2 separate regions of the Homo sapiens genome follow, and region 1 is linked to region 2. A link is an interaction called in ENCODE POLR2A ChIA-PET data of the cell type or tissue named here. Cell type or tissue: Panc1. All regions are shown on one strand. Links, peaks and the distances in the headings refer to the core of each region. The heading gives the core; the rest is flanking DNA. Region 1 holds the start of EPB42 (erythrocyte membrane protein band 4.2). Region 2 overlaps MAPDA (N6-Methyl-AMP deaminase).

Region 1 (8,486 bases), core at 487-8,486, 110 kb after region 2:
TTTACAGCATTTGGCACACTTGACAGAGAAATAGCTAATGGTGTACGCACTTAGTATTGTTTGTCTCCCCCTGCTGGAATAGAAGCTCCTTGGTGGCAGAGACGCGTCTATAGAGCTTTACTGCTGTACCACCAGTATCTAACGCGGTTCCTAACAGTTCCTAACGGTACCTCAGAAAGTGCCCCGACTGAAATACTGCCAGAGACTGGATCTCTGTGAAGCTCTCATGGGAACTGTACCGGGAAAGAGAAGATTCTCTTTGCTAGAACCAGAAGGAGAACACATTCCCCAAAGGGAGACCAGCCCACAACCTCCCCATTGCTCTCCTAGGTAAGGGGCCCTCTGTGGTGAAAATAGTTCTTTCAGCCAGACTTTTCTTTCCCCTAAAAGTTTTTGTTACTTTAAAAATATTAACACATAAATACAAGTTCATGGCACAAAGATACAAAGGGTATATAGAAAAAAGCCTTGTGCCTAGGCACTGATGTCTCTATCTAGAAGCAATAATTTTCTAGAAATAGTCTATATAAACACAAGCAAATTCATATATATTCTCCCCACGCACACATACCCTTTACACAAAGATAGTATACTATTCACATTGTTCTCTACCTTGCTTATTCCACTTAACAATACAGCTTGGACTGGGCGCGGTGGCTCATGCCTGTGATCCCAACACTTTGGGAGGCCAAGGCTGGGGGATCACTTGAGCACCGGAGTTCAAGACCAGCCTGGGAAACATAGTGGGACCCCATCTCTACAAAAAATAAAAATTAGCCAGATGTAGTGGCACATGCCTGTAGTCCCAGCTACTCTGGAGGCTGAAGTGGGAGGATCACTTGAGCCCAGGGGTTGAGGCTGCAGTGAGCCATGATTGCACCACTGCACTCCAGCCTGGGTGACAGAGCAAGACCCTGTCTCAAAACAAATAAACAAACATACAAATCAAGCTTGGAGATTGTTCCACATCCTTTTATATAGAGCTACTTCATTCTTTTTCACCTTTATGTATTTTATTGAATGCATGTTCCATAATTTATCTACCTAATACCTTATGCATGGATGTTTAGGTAGTTTCTAGTATTTGGCTATTATAAATATCAATGCCTTGAATATACTTGTATAAATTTCATTTTACACCTGTTTGATCATTTGTATGATAAATACCTAGAAGTAGAATGGCTGAATCAAAAGTATAGACTTTTTTTTTTTTAAGTGAGAGCAAGTTTATTAAGAAAGTAAAGGAATAAAGAATGGCTAATCCATAGGCAGAGCAGCAAAAAGTATAGACATTTAAAGTTTTGGTAGAAACCACTTAATTTCCCTTTGTTCTGGACTGAATTGTGTCCTCCCCAAAAATTCATATGTTGAAGCCCTAACCCCCAATGTGACTGTATTTGGAGATGGGACCTATAAGAAGGTAATAAAGGTGAAGTGGGGTCATAAGAATGGGCTTCAATCCAATAGGAATGATGTCCTTATAAGAAGACGAAAAGGAAAAGACACCAGAGATCTTTCTCTTTCCGCGTGGACACAGGGAAGAGGGCATGTGAGGAAGAGAGCCTTCACCAGACACCAAGCCTAAAGGCCCTGATCTTGAACTTCCATCCTACAGAAGGGTGAAAACATAAATATCTGTTGTTTAAGCCACCCAGTCTGACTAACACTCTCCGTAGAGGCTGCACAAATTTGGAGAGGCTGCACCAATTATTTATTAATTAATTTATTTATTTCTATTTTTTTGAGACAATGTCTTGCTCTGTTGTCAAGGCTGGAATACAGTGGCATGATCTTGGCTAACTGCAACCTCCACCCACCAGGTCAAGCGATTTTCATGTCTCAGTCTCCTGAGTAGCTGAGATTACAGGCACCCACCACCATGTCTGGCTAATTATTGTATTTTTAGTAGAGATTGGTTTTCACCATCTTGGCCTGGCTGGTTTCGAACTCCTGACCTCAAGTGATTCACCTGCCTCCCAAAGTGCTGGGATTACAGGCATGAGCCACCGCGCCCAGCCGAGGCTGCACCAATTTAAATTTGCACTCCCACTAGTATTATAAGAGAGCAACTATTTTCCTAAAACATCACCAACTCAAAATGTTGTCAAACTCTTTTATCTTTGCCAATCTAATAGGTGAAGAAAGAATGATATCTCAGGGTGTTTTTATTTTGCATTTTTATTAAATGAGGCTGAACATCTTTCCATGGAATTGATAGACATTTTTATTTCCTTTTCTGTGAATTGTCTATCATATCCTTTACTCATTTTTCTAATAGTTTGTTATTCTTTTCTTATTGATTTATAGGCATCTTTTATATTAAGGAGATTAATCCTTCGTGATATGAGTTTCAAATATTTTACCCAACTTGTTGCATATCTTGTTTTGTTTTGTTTTTGAGACGGATTCTCACTCTGTGGCCCAGGCTGGAGCACAGTGGCCCAGTTTCAGCTCACCGCAACCTCCAACCTCCCGGGTTCAAGCTATTCTCCTGCCTCAGCCTCCCAAGTAGCTGGGATTACAGGCACATGCCACCACGCTCAGCTAATTTTTTGTATTTTTAGTAGACATGGGGTTTCACCAAGTTGGCCAGGCTGGTCTCAAACTCCTGACCTCGTGATCCACCCGCCTCGGCCTCCCAAAGTTCTGGGATTACAGGTGTGAGCCACCGTGCCCCATCTGCATATCTTTTAACATTGTGAATATTTCCATTTAAAAATTTTTAAGGAATCAAATTTCTCAGTATTTTCTTTTTGTCTTCTGAGTTTTGCATAATATTTTTAAAGGTTTTCCCAAGTTAACTTAAGAAGAAGTGTCTCATTTTTTCTTCTATTACTTTAAGAATTTAATAAGAGTTTTGATCCATCTGAAATTTATTTTGATGTGTGGCATAAGATAGGAAGCCAACTGTATTTTGACAAGCTAGTTGTCCCAAAATCATTTACTGATAAATCCTTCATTTCCCCATGGATTTGAAGTGCCACATTTAGCATACATTTAATACATGTATTTTGATCTATGGACTTTTCAATTACAGTAATATCATATTATGTGTTCATATCTAGGAAGGCTGGTCACACTTTATTATTATCTTAGAAATTTCCTTTTGAACCTTAGAATCAGTTTACCTAGTTTCAAAAAACAATCTTGGTGTTTTTATTGGGAATGAATTAAACTTAAGATCAACTTGGGAAGAAATGACCGCTTTATAAAGTTGAGTTGTCCTACACAGGATGGTGATCTTCCTTTTTATCTGCTCAAGTCTTATTTGGTGTCCCTCCATACCGTTTCCAAGTGTTTTACTGACAGCACTTCACATTTCTTAAGTTTATTTCTAGAAATTTCACCTTTTGTTGTTGTTGCTATTATAGGTTGGGTCTTTAATTACAGTTTCTGACTTGTTATTGATTGCAGGTATGAAAACTATTGGCTTCTATACTTTTGGTATTAGCCAGCTCACTAAATTACCTTTTATAATCATTGTTAGTAGATTCAAGTTTTCCAGGTAAAAAATGACATCTTCAAATAATGAAAAATTAACTTCTTCATTTCTTATGAAGGATTTTTTTTTTTTTTTCTGAGATGGAGTCTTGCTCCATGCTGGCTGTGCAGTGGCACGATCTTGGCTCACTGCAACCTCAGCCTCCCAGGTTCAAGCAATTCTTCTGCCTTAGCCTCCTGAGTAGCTGGGAGTACAGGCGCCTGCCACCACGCCCAGCTAATTTTTGTATTTTTAGTAGAGAGAGGGTTTCACCATATTGGCCAGGCTGGTCTCGAACTCCTGACCTCAGGTGATCCGCCTGACTTGGCTTCCCAAAGTGCTGGGATTACAGGCATGAGCCACTGCGCTAGTGAAAGGCAGAAGTTTCATTTTTTTTTTTTTTTTTTTTTTTTACATAATAAGATCCTTCAAATGAGTTCAAAAGTTCAAAGTTTTAAAAGTATAAAAGAGTAAACAGCAGAAAGATAACCTTTCTACCCCACTGCCCAGATCCCCTCCCCACAGGCAACCAATATTTTTGGCAGTGTGTTTTATATCATTCTATAGACGTCTCATGTATATGCAGCAAGTACAGCTGCCCTGAAAGTGCTTCTGGTAACACAGTTTCACAAGCCCAGGTAGGGCCAAATATGAGATCCTTCTCTTGTCTCTTCAGGAACTAAAGAAAGAAAAATTGAAAAGACATAGGGCCTGAGTCCCAAGATAGTTCCCAACCTTCTCTGGTAGAGGGTCCCAGACCAGGTAGGCTTGGAAGAGTTGGGGCCCCAGCTTCTACTTTTAATACATTTATTTTTCACCAACAAATTCTACTTCCTTATCTTTTTCACACAGATAAATTGCAGATGCACGTGTTCTCTCTATTATCAAAACAGCCCATGAACATCTTGCAACTTGCAGCCCCTGTCACGTTTAGGGCCTGAGATTTGGAGTTGGATATGGGACTCCTGTTTGTGGCCTCCTCTCTTCCAGAGTCTTCCAGTGCAGTCCAGATAACATCTCTGAGAGTCTCTTGAGACCACTGAAGCAAGAGGCTTCAAGGTTTGTTCTAGGCTTCTCTAGTTGGCAGGTCTTCCCCATCCCACCCCCTCCCCCAGGGCTGCCAGGCGTATTCCTGCCTGGGCCTCCTGGCACAAGAGATAAAATGAACAGGGTTACTCCCAGTAACTGGTCCAGGAGATACCAGCAGAGAGGGAGTAGGAGAGAAGAAACATGTCAGGGTGCTCACAGGAGTAGTGGGGGGAGGTTTTGCTATTTCCAGATTCTTAAGCCAACAAAAGTGCCTTCATATTTTCTGTCTGGAAGACAGAAAGCCCAGAAGGAGCCCAGAAGCAACAGTTTGAGAGAGGCGCTTTCTGCGGCCAAGTGGATAAGAGGAGCGGCCTGCAACCATGGGACAGGGTGAGCCAAGCCAGCGCTCGACAGGGCTTGCTGGACTGTATGCAGCCCCCGCAGCATCACCTGTTTTCATTAAAGGAAGTGGGATGGATGGTAGGCGGGGAGATGGTGGTATAACTATGGTGGGGGAGGGGGTACTGGTGATAATGAGGTGGCTGTGGGGGGGGGGTGTGGTAGGTGGGTGCTGGTAGAGGTGATAGTGAGCTGGCTGTGGAGCGTGGTGTGATGATGGGTGCTGGTGGAGGCGGAGGCGGAGGTGATGGTGATGTTGCTGTGGGGTGGTTATGGGGTAGCATGTTGGGGTAAACTGGTCATGATAGTTGTATGATGGTGAGATGGTGATGGTGGTTAACATGGATTTATATTCTTATCCCAAGGTCATCATAGCATAAGTGTTCACAGCTTACTGATACAAATGAGAGACACCCTGGGTAGCATGAAGGTGTCACAGCTTCTACACCAAATGGGAGAGAAGGAGAGGAGGGAGTCAGGGAATCCACCTAAAAGGGGCAGAGGCAGACACAAAGCAAGAAACCAACACAGGTGGTCAGAGTCGCAGCACTCTTGGCAGGAATTATTATATCCTGGCCTGGGAATTGCCTGGCTGTTTTGTGTCCTGGGAGAAGCAAGCGGGTAGGCAGAGGGAAATGGTGCAGAGGTGTGGGGACAGTGGGGTGCAGCTGTGGTTCTGTTGCTATAGAAACTGCCTCACTCCCCTGCCCTGGTTGGTCTGGTGTGCGGAGGGCAACTGACGCTGAGACCAACAGCTGAGAAGGGAAGAAAAAGAACTCTGGGTGAATTAAGTCAATAATCTCAGCCACGTCTTGTGAAAATAGGGCAGACACCAATAAATTGTCCTTTTTTTTTTTTTTTTTAAACGGAGTCTCTCTCTGTCACCAGGCTAGAGTTCAGTGGCGCAATCTCGGCTCACTGCAACCTCCGCCTCCTGGGTTCAAGTGATTCTCCTGCCTCAGCCTTCTGAGTAGCTGGGACTACAGGCACCCACCACCATGCCCGGCTAATTTTTTGTATTTTTAGTAGAGACGGAGTTTCACCTTGTTGGCCAGGATGGTCTCGATCTCTTGACCTCGTGATCCTCCGCCTCGGCCTCCCAAAGTTCTGGGATTACAGGCGTGAGCCACTGCGCCTGGCCAAATCGTTCTTTTTATTCTGTAGAGACCAGACAAATTAAAATCTACTCAATCAGAGAAACACAAAGATATCAGGAGATTGTTTAGTCTAGTCCCAAACCAGAGGATGCCCCTGGGCACTAAATTCTTTCCAGGCAGTGGGTGGCAGAGGGCCCAGTAGCCACCAGATGAGAATCACTGAGTATGAACTCATGACATGCTGCAGTGGCTGGAGCTGGCTTGTGCTGACTTGCAAGAGCCAATTGCTAAATTTTGAGGAACCTTGTGAACCAGTTCTTAAACACAGGCATTATTAAAAATTAAATTGTATAAACTTACAAGTAAAAAATTTATATTAAAAAGAAAGATAATAAGTACTCTAAACTCATCACTTCCTACGTATTTTACTCCTTTTTACCTTTATGTTCTTGAGGGCGTTTATGTCTCCTGTATCTCTGTGCTGGAAAAACCACATGATGATGTGCCAGTCCGCGCCTCTTCACAGCTCTGCGCTTGCTGACATCACCTCAGTAGCTTCAGACTGGCCACAGGGGGCGTAGTTTACACAACAGAACTTGGCAAATGCTGTAACTCAGTACGCCCTTTCCCCTCACCGCCCCCTCCCCCCAGCCAGTCGTTAAACACAGAACTGCTTGAGGGGCACATCTGAGGCAGCTCTGGGGTATTGTGAAAGGCAGAGAGGGAGGAGGGTGGGGTATTGTGCACCTCTGAAGAGCATTCCACATGATCTCCGGGTTAACACAACTTCTCATGGGCTGTGGTACAAATAGGAGATGGTGAGAAAACACGAAGGTATCATTGCCTCAAGACCCAGTGGGAGAGAAGGGGAGGCAGGAGTCAATGAATCCACCTAAAAGGGGCAGAGGCAGAGATAAACCAAGAAACCAGGCAGACCTAAAGAATGCAGAAACCTCAGGGGCCCTGCGAGGGTCTGGCAGCACAGGTGGGGGCCTGAGGCCCCTGTGATGTATCTGAGAAAATCTCCTTTAAGGCCGTCTCAATGTTCTCATCCATTCATTGACGGAGCAAACACTGATTGGCTATCTATTGAGTTCTGCTGGGACAGAGGATGCAGATATGAGAAAGCACTGTATCTTGGGGAGCTCACAGTGAAAAGGGGAGCAGAGGACTAAGCAGGTGATGGGTATCAAATGGGATAAGTGCTGAAGAAAGTGGAGCAGAGTACTGTGGGAGTCCAGAGGACTGACCTCTGCCAGGAGGAGTCAGTGAAGGCTACAGAGGTGGGTGCCTTTGGATCTTGGAAGATGAGTAGACATCTGCCAGGTAGAGAAGAGATGGTGGGAGCCTTCTAGACAGAACAAGAATCCAAATGAATTCTAGTGACTCTTGCCGTAACACTATGGTCATTACGTGGGTTCGGATACACGGAGGCTCAAGTCATATGACTTAGGATGTGACTAAGGCATTCCACCATCCAATCCAACTCAACCAGTCTGCAGAGGCAGGGCTTACCCTGGGCCCCAGCACGAGCTTTGTGCTAAGCAGAAAGAGGAATCGTTTTTGGTTTCTGAGTGCTGCTGTACTTCAGTTTACAAATCCCAGCCTCCCCATGGCTACTTTATCTATAGCCATGGCCTGACCAAGCCAAGTGGAGGAGGGGGATACAAGGATGCAAGGGGCACCCAGGGACATGAGGACCAGACACAGAGAGGTTCCTTCCCTCCTCTGCACACTTTCACATTTCTTCATATTCAATAATGTCAGTTCTTTTGCCCTAAATAGACATCATTGGCATCTTCTATCATCCCCATCACCAGTGAAAGAAAAGTAGAACATCCTTCCCCTCTACTCTTCAGCTCTAAGTCAGAGAGACTGGGAATTGAGGAAAATTTGAAGTAGGAGTATCCTGAATTTGACAAGATCCGTCTTGTAGTCTAAAGGACCTTGCTATCAGGGTCATATCACTTCCCTGAAGTGGGTTAGACCTCATTTCATACCTGTGAGCAAAAGCCATAGTTTCTCTCTTGTGGCAGTTGAGCCAGTGCAAAAACTGCAGGCTGCCTTTCAGACCAAGGAGATTCCCAATGGCCTTCTGCTATTAAAGGAACAAAAAGTACACAATTCCTTTGCTGCAAAAACAAAACAAAACAAAAAAACCAACTTTTTTTCCAGCATTGTTCCTTATCTTGCGCTTGCTGAACATATCTTTTGACTTCTCTACTCCTTGTTTTTTTCTTCCCTCTTGTATTAGTCGGTTCTCACACTGCTATAAAGACATACCTGAGATGGGGTAATTTATAAAGAAAAGAAGTTTAACTGGCTCATGGTTCTGCGGGCTATACAAGCTTCTGCTCCTGGGGAGGCCTCAGGAAACTTACAATCATGGCAGAATGTGAAGGGGAAGCAAGCACATCTTCACATGGCTGGTGGGAAAGAGAGAGAGAGAGTGAAGGAGGAGGTGCTACACACTTTTAAAC
Region 2 (8,492 bases), core at 167-8,166:
ATTCATTAAATCTGATTTGCAAGTAATGTTGGAAGTTTCTCACGTGGTAGAGATTATCCACTTTGTCACATCCCTGATGGAGACTATGCAGGGCTGCAATATTTCCAATCACTCCCATCACCCCTCATTCCCACATTCAATCCCAATCTGCACATCAGCTACACCCTTTGCTTCTTTTCCCCCTTTTAAACATTTATTTCCTAGTATTTATAATAGCAGATTGATAAAATAGAGAAATGGTGCAAAACTAAAACCAGCTGGAACCATCTGTATGTGTAGACTGCTAGGAAATGCACATACAGAAATAAACAGCTAAAATGATTAGGTATTACTGATGTGCTATTTGAAGTCATGGCTTAAGGTTTTTATTCAAGTTATTTAGGAATAAGTTACATTTTTCAATAAATTCTGGCAGGGTTAAATTTTCTCGAGAAGTACTTAGGGCAAAGAAAGTAGGTGATAAATATGAGTAAAACTGTATCCAATTTAGTGCAAATCTCAATAATCCAAAAGTTCCTGAAGGATTTCCTGAAGGATGTTTTTCCTTTCTGCCTTCAATCCTAAAAAATCTAGAAGAAAAAAAGGCTAGGTTGGCGAAGCTGTGACAAACTGCCGTAATTAGTCCTTACAGTTGGTATCCTAATCTTAATCTGCTTTGACTACACACACACAAGCATGTGAGTGCAGTGTCCTGGCAAAGCAAGAGGGGCTGGCTGTTCATACATACAGTGCCTAACAGTATGGCACTACCTTGGTGAATTCATAGCAATCCAAGTTGTAGGCCTCTTCTTTTTTCTTTTTCCACTAAAGACAAAAATGAACTTATTATAATGTAAGTGGAATGGGTAGCTCAGTTTCATCAAGAGGTCTAAAGACCCAGATTCTGAGAATACACAGCCAAAGATAATACATCTGCATTCTAAATCACATGAAACTCCAGGACCAAGCAAGATACCACTGCTGCCTCCTCCAAGGAGCATGATACTGCAGCCTCCATGCCATCATGAATGGCATTGGCCCCACGGCACTGCTACTCCAGGAACTCCCTCTTGCTGTCACTGACACCATGAAATTGTGGCCTCACCTTTGTATTAATAGGTTGAGGAATCTGGATCTTGTCACTGCCCCAGAACAGAACAGACCCACACTCAGCTACCCCAGCTCACATGAGACTAATGCAGAAAGCTGTTTGACAACGAGGAATACGGTTGAAGTGAGGGTTTGAAATAGTAGTCCTTTTCAGTGACTACTATCCAAGGCTCCCTCTTTCTGAGTGGCTAGGTACCTGTAAAACCAAATGAACAATGAAAAACTAACAAGTATGGAGCAAGAACAAAGGGAGGAAGATTTATCTAGGCCACAGTGAAGCCTACAGAACCATCCCTAACCCACATCCAAGAACATTTCCCTGGGGTCTACATCTGTGTTTGCCAGATTTAGCCCTTTCTGTGATGTGCAGCAGGTAGTGCGGTAGGTACTGAGAACAGCTCTTTGGGCTTTCCTCTCCTATGCGCTGGACTGAGAATATCTATTCAAATTCTTTTTCCAGACAAAGTACATCACAATTAGTTAAGTTCCTACTTACTCAAACCTCTCTAAGACTGTATAAGCTTGAATGGGAAAGAGCATGAGCTCTGCAACCAGATAGTACTGCCACTTACTCTGTGTGTGTGATCTTAAGCAAGTTACACTTAACCTCTTTAAGCCTATTTTTTCATCTACAAAAAGGGAACAATAAAAATACCTACTTCTGAAAGTAGTCCTAAGAATAATGTCTGGTACATGTAATAACAAGTATCATTTTTTCAGCCACACTCCAATCCTCTCTTTGAGATTATACCCAGGTCACCTTGACTAGAGTTTTAAGTGATCTCCCTCACACTCAGTTCTACATTTACAATCTCTTAGTTTATCCTCATAGACGTTTCATTTATCATATGGGGCACCCCATTGTCACCCTCTGAACCACCTAGTAGCACTAGGTCAAATGCACAGAATCTTCTCACTTCATTTAATAAAGCTTTTCAACTTTCATTTTGAAATGAATGTAGCAACAAGCATGCCATTAATATACCCATAGAGTATTAAACTGTCAAAGTTTCAATTTAATCATTTTGCTCTATAACACTCATCAACAAAGTGAGACCAGGGCCCCTGTGGTGGATATTCTTAGCTATGTTCAATGGTATCTTTTGAGACGCTGCTTAGAGAATGCCCTTTTGGTTCCCTATAAATCCTTATGTGTGTGTCTAATGCAGAGCTTACCACACTATGTTGCAGTATCTGCTTATGGGTCTGTCTCTCCAACCTAATTATAAATTTCTCAGGGGCAGAAACTGTGTCAATCTCTCTCAGACTTTAGCACAGTGCCTGGAACATTGTGGGCACTCAGTCAACTTTTGTTGAATGAAACTATTAGAGTTACCTCTCCTCTAAAAGGTGCTTAATTTACTTACCACTTATCATGAAGATCAGTCTTTACCAAAGAGGAAAATTTTTGCTTGATCAGTCAAAAGTTACCTCTCCAGAAACAGGTTATACTTTCTTTGCATTTTTTTTCTACTGGTTAAGATCACTGACACAATTTTGCTTCTCTCCATTTAGAAAGAGAACATTTTAAAATGCCATCCTAGTCAGATCAATGATACAGAAGACAATCTTCCATGTCAGACTCTAGTATCATGGAGCTTCAGATAAGAGAACACAGTGGTATCCTTTGTGCCCTCAGAGGGAAAGCACAATTTCCCTAGGGATTAATCACTTACTCTCTAAGCTCTTCTTGAACTTCTTCCTTCTCTATAATGTCCACCCATACAGTAAGTCTCCTATGTAATACAGACAATGCCTTATTAAGGATATCCCCATCTGTGGTCTAATACTTCTCTTTTTTTTTTTTTTTTTTTTTGAGACGGAGTCTCGCTCTGTTGCCCAGGCTGGAGTGCGGTGGCGCGATCTCGGCTCTCCGCAAGCTCCACCTCCCGGGTTCACATCATTCTCCTACCTCAGCCTCCCGAGTAGCTGGGACTACAGGCACCCGCCACCATGCCCGGCTAATTTTTTTTTTTTTTGTATTTTTAGTAGAGACAGGGTTTCACCGTGTTAGCCAGGATGGTCTCCAACTCCTGACCTTGTGATCCGCCCACCTCGGCCTCCCAGAGTGCTGGGATTACAGGCGTGAGCCACCACGCCCAGCCCTAATATTTCATATATGTATGTTATATATGAAAAACAGGACCAAATTTTCTCTTCCATATCATCCTCTATCCTATAGAAGATGCTCTTCATGGTTCTTTCCTCATATCTTTTACAAGAAACACAGTTTTTCTGTACTAGCTCTTAGGCAAATGACTTACATAGGTTTTGAAGAGTTGCCATAATAGAGAAAACATTTTTCATCACTCTTAATGAGAGCAAAAATGAAAGGCCATGTGCAATAATGGAAGGAAATTACTTCATAATTTTTAAACCATTCTAAAAATTCCTTCATGTCTTACCATTAGAATATCTTCAGGGCTACTAGTAAGCTGATGAATAGTTTGAAACATCTGGAAACATCTGCAACATGAATGAAAAGTTTTAACATAATCTAGTCATCAAAGAAACTCACTAACTGAATGAATTAAATTTTAGGCTAATAGTAAATATATATTTATATTTACAAAGAACTACAGAATAGATGTTTCAAAAATTACATTGATCTGGAAAGATAATCAAATGATAGAAAATAAAACATTACTGATATTTTTAAGTGGGAAATAATAGTACCCCTTCTCCAACCCACACCTGACATGGGGAAATTCAATATGCCTATATTTTCAAATCTAAAGACTATCACATGCTGGGTATAATGGCTCATGCCTGTAATCCCAGAACTTTAAGAAGCCAAGGCGAGTGGATAGCTTGAGGCCAGGAGTTTGAGACCAGCCTGGGCAACATAGGGAGACCCCCATCTCTAAAAAAATTAAAAAAACATTAGCCAGTCATGGTGGCGTGCACCTGTGGTCCCAGCTACTTGGGATGCTAAGATAGGAGGACTGCTTGAGCCCCAGAGGTCAAGGCAGCAGTGATCTGTGGTCACGCCACTGCACTCCAGTCTAGGCAACAAAGTGAGATCCTGTCTCAAAAAAAGAAAAGAAAGAATATCCCAATATAACTTCACAAACAACAGAAATCACTAGAAATACTGTCAACAGTCTAACAGCTGGAAAAAAATGTTGTATGTTAAGATATATGCTCCACACCACATGCCAACCCTATTTCTGTTTACCAAAATCTGAATTCTTACATACTACTTACAATCTCAAAATACTGATAGAGAAAAAAAGGAGTATGTCCACAACCTCCCCACACTTACTCTTCCAAAGTTCTTTTCTTTCCCTTGTCAATCACAGTCATCTGATCGTGGATTTTAAGATCTGGCTTCTGGGCTATTAATTTCTTCATGGTATGAGAACTAATGGATCCATTCAAGTGGGCATGAAGTTCCTAAGAGATACAACCAGTAAAACTTATCAAATATCCAATAGATTCATAGCATCTTACCAAGTACTTAATGTTGGTAGTTTGCAATAGGCAAACTGCTTACTAGATTTAGCTACATAATAAAGTTTACAAATTTTGCCTACAAAATTTACTTTTTCTTTTTTTGAGATGGAGTCTCCCTCTGTCACCCAGGCTGGAGTACACTGGTGCGATCTCAGCTCACTGTAACCTCCGATTCCTGGGTTCAAGCGATTCTCCTGCCTCCGCCTCCTGAGTAGCTGGGACTACAGGCATGCCACCAAGCCCAGCGAATTTTTGTATTTTTAGTAGAGATGGGGTTTTGCCATGTTGGCCAGTCTAGTCTCAAACTCCTGACCTCAGGTGAATCCACCCGCCTTGGCCTCCCAAAGCGCCAGAATTTCAGGCATGAGCCACTGCGCCCAGCCAAAATTTACTTTGATGAAAAGAAGCAACATCAAAGTCATTATAATTAGCAACCACTCAAGATTTCTGTAGTTGAATTCTCACCACTTTTGGCAATTCAGAATAGAAGTCTGTCTTGCAAGGCTGTTGCTCTTCTGCCTCTATCATTTTAGCAGGAAAAAAATGATTCTTCTCCACTCTTATTCTTAGTATGAGCAATATGATGTATTTCAGTCAGTAAATTGTATGGTACTGAATTTCCTTCAGATTGCTTTACTTCCACACATTTTGGTAAGATTAGCTGTATGTGTAGATCTGGGTTCAGCTTCACCTATTTTAACAAATGTTAATATTTTCAGATGTAAAAGCAAAGAAACAGGATTTTGTTAATTTTTTCTTTAAAAGGCAAAAGCTCCTCTAAAACTAACTTAAGTGTGTCTAAGGTGGGAAAACGATTAGTAAACAACATAAACTGGAAACAGGAAAAGACCTCAAGCTTATAAGAGGTGTACTAAAACCTGACATTTAGTAGAGTATATTCCTTAACTATTGGCACCTTCTATACAACGACTTCAAAAATTCAAAATTTTATAAGGCCTACTTTGGATAAAATATATATATATATATATATATATATATATAATTTTTTTGAGACAGTCTCCCTCTGTCACCCAGGCTGGAGTACACTGGCATGGTCTCAGCTCACTGCAGCCTCTATCTCCTGGGTTCAAGTGATTCTCCTGCCTCAGCTTCCCAAGTAGCTGGGATTACAGGTACATGCCACCACACCTGGCCAATTTTTGTATTTTTAATAGAGACAGGGTCTCACCATGTTGGCCAGGCTGGTCTCGAACTCCTGACCTCAAGTGATCCACCCGCCTCAGCCTCCCAAAGTGCTAGGATTACAGGCATGAGCCACCATGCCCGGCCAAAAATAAAATTTTAAATTTTGAATTGTTTAAAATATATAAAAGAAGAACAGAGGTGCTGGCATTAGATGGACCTAGGTTTGTCCTTTTACCAGCTCTACAGGTTAGAAGCTGTGTGGCCTTAGTCACTCACCTTCATGGCTTCAGTTTCTTTATTTACAAAAATGGGATTAAAAATGCAAAGTAGCAGTGACGATTAATAAAGTATTTTAAATTCCCCTCATCTATGTTCCCACATGAGCCAGTCACTGCCTTTAACTCAGCATTTAATCACACTGATATCTCAATCACTGATATACTTGTCTTTCTCTCTCACCAGACTGTAAGTTCCTTGAGGACAGGTCCTTTGAATTATTCCACCACTCTAACACTTAGCACAGTGCCTAGCACACTGTAGGTGATAAATCAATCATAATTTCCCTTCACTTCTGAAAGTGGTTTATAAGTGAAGATAAAATTCCAAGTGAAATTTAGTGATTTTCAAACTAGCCACCTTGACTCTCTGGGTTCTCACGTATTAATGAGGATGATGTTTAAGAATAACAGTTTCCATGTATTTGGAACCTAACAGGTATGTGACAAGCGCTTTTAATAATGTTATCTTTAATCCTTGAAATAACTTTGTGAAATATTACTGTATTGAAAATCAATAAATTGATACTGAGTGGGGTTAAATAAGTTACCAAGATATTAAAATGTACAATAAAGAAAGTAGTTTGTATAGGACTAAACATAGCCATAGAAATCCATAGAAAGGCCTACTTAGTATGAGATAAACATGGCATTTCAAAGTAATGCCATAGTAAGTGCTTAATAAATAGTAAAAAATGAAAAAGATGGACTATTTAATCAATGGCATTTAATATCTCTACCGAAAAACATAAATGATTTAATTAAAATGGAAAAACATACCTTTTTTTTTTTTTCTTTTGAGACAGGATCTTACTTTGTTGCCCAGGCTGGAGTGCAGTGTCACGATCACAGCTTGCTGCAGTCTCAAGCTTCCAGACTCAAGCGATCCTCCCACTTCAGCCTCCTAAGCAGCAGAGATCACAGGCATGCACCACAATGCCCATCTAATTTTATATAAAATTTTTTTTGTAGAGACGGGGTCTCACCATGTTGCCCAGGCTGGTCTCAAACTCCTGGGCTCAAGTGATCCACCAGCCTGAGCTGGGATTACAGGAGCGAGCCACTGCGCCCGGCCAGATTTTCAATTTTACTCCAGGATCCTGACCTTAATTTGTGCCCCATTCAAACCATCCTCCAGACTGACCTTTAACTAGCTGTGAGTAAATTTACTGACCCACTGGCTACAATGTTAACCTATGGAAATTAAAAAGCAACTAAGCAATCATAATCTTTACACATTAAAAAAAATTGTTGTTCCTTGCCTAAAACATGGATACCAACAACAGCATGCCATGACAAATTTAACTTTTCTGGACTGGTTTTGCTCTGGGACGGAAGGCAACAAACACTGGGATAAGATCCACGTTAGTAATACTTCATCAATATTAGAGCAGGGCCAGAAGCAAGTATCCTGTCTCCCAGGGAACTTTTTTCATGCTCCCACCTACTCCCCCAAAAGGGAACTCAGAATAAAAAAAAATTTGTTACTGTTTATTATGCACTTACCATGAGCCAGGCACTGTGGTGTCTTAGATAGTTATTTTGTTTAAATCCTCACAACAACCCCTGAGATATTATTATCCCCATTTTATATAAGAATAAACTGAGATTTAAACAATGGCCCCTCCTCCCCCGGCCTAAATCATAAGGCATCGAAATCAGAAATTTTACTCCATTCTCTTTCTTCTTTAATTACTTTTCTTGATCTGGTCTTTGCAAAACAAGTAGTATTTTTGACATAACACCTACATTTTAGGAACCTGTCATTAAATAAATTTGTTTCTATGGTGCTACGTATTTTTCAAAGTCCTTCAACTTTTTTTTTTTTTCTATTTGCCCCTCAATCAACCCTGAGATACCTCACGAAGCAGTACTTAATCTCATTTTAGAGGTGAGGATCCACTGACCCAGCAGGCATAGGTGAGCCCTTCTTCTAATCCCTTCAGAAGCAATTCTCAAACTGCTCAAATGTTCCATCAGATCTGAATGCCTTACACTAAACTGACAACTCTGTCACCAACTTTACAGAGAAAACAGAAGCCATCAGGTGCAAATTCCTTCTTTTTCTCTCTGCCCTACCTCACACCTGAGCTTATGATTATCCATAATCTTTTTTTTACCCCATCAGGAGTCACAGATAAAGGATTCATTCTCCTATCCCCACAACTAATACGTGCCCAGGATCCCATTTCTATCTATTCCAAGTTACTCTACCAGTGAGTTGTCTTCTCATTTTTCTGTTCCTTCAACCTCTCCCTCTCCACTAGCTGGTTTCCCTCACAGGACCAACACGCATGTGCAGTATTTGCTTCCACCTGAAAACAAAACAAAAGACTCTTTTATCCCACAATATTCTTTAGCCACTGCCCTGACCCTTTTTTCCTTCTGAGTTAAGCTCCTCGAAAGTATAATAATTTAGACTGGATACCTCCTTTAACTCACCTCCTATTCACTGAAACATGGATTCTGCCCTTATTGCTCCACAGAAACTGCTCTCCCTAAGGCCATTAATGAGCTTTTAAACAC

What was found. Peaks named below come from ENCODE experiments on the same cell type or tissue, not always from the same donor. Only the 100,000 strongest peaks of a DNase experiment are listed, where the experiment ranks them.
Region 1: POLR2A ChIA-PET joins it to region 2 with 14 read pairs; 3 of 35 experiments call an interaction of 5 or more read pairs at or near these places.

Annotation. Positions count from the first base shown.
Region 1 is chr15:43,217,230-43,225,715 of GRCh38, reverse strand. It overlaps EPB42 (erythrocyte membrane protein band 4.2), which reads left to right and starts at 4,698. Exons shown (of 13, transcript NM_001114134.2): 1 at 4,698-4,900. The coding sequence starts at 4,891. In Panc1, for the core only: no CTCF peak of the experiment used is centred there; no DNase peak of the experiment used is centred there; H3K27me3 peaks cover 283 bases.
Region 2 is chr15:43,331,689-43,340,180 of GRCh38, reverse strand. MAPDA (N6-Methyl-AMP deaminase) reads right to left here. Exons shown (of 13, transcript NM_001324366.2): 2 at 8,181-8,281; 3 at 6,747-6,870; 4 at 5,011-5,236; 5 at 4,355-4,485; 6 at 3,495-3,555. The coding sequence starts at 5,073. Among named protein-coding and RNA genes, the nearest start is that of MAPDA, 5.3 kb to the right of the region's middle. In Panc1, for the core only: no CTCF peak of the experiment used is centred there; no DNase peak of the experiment used is centred there.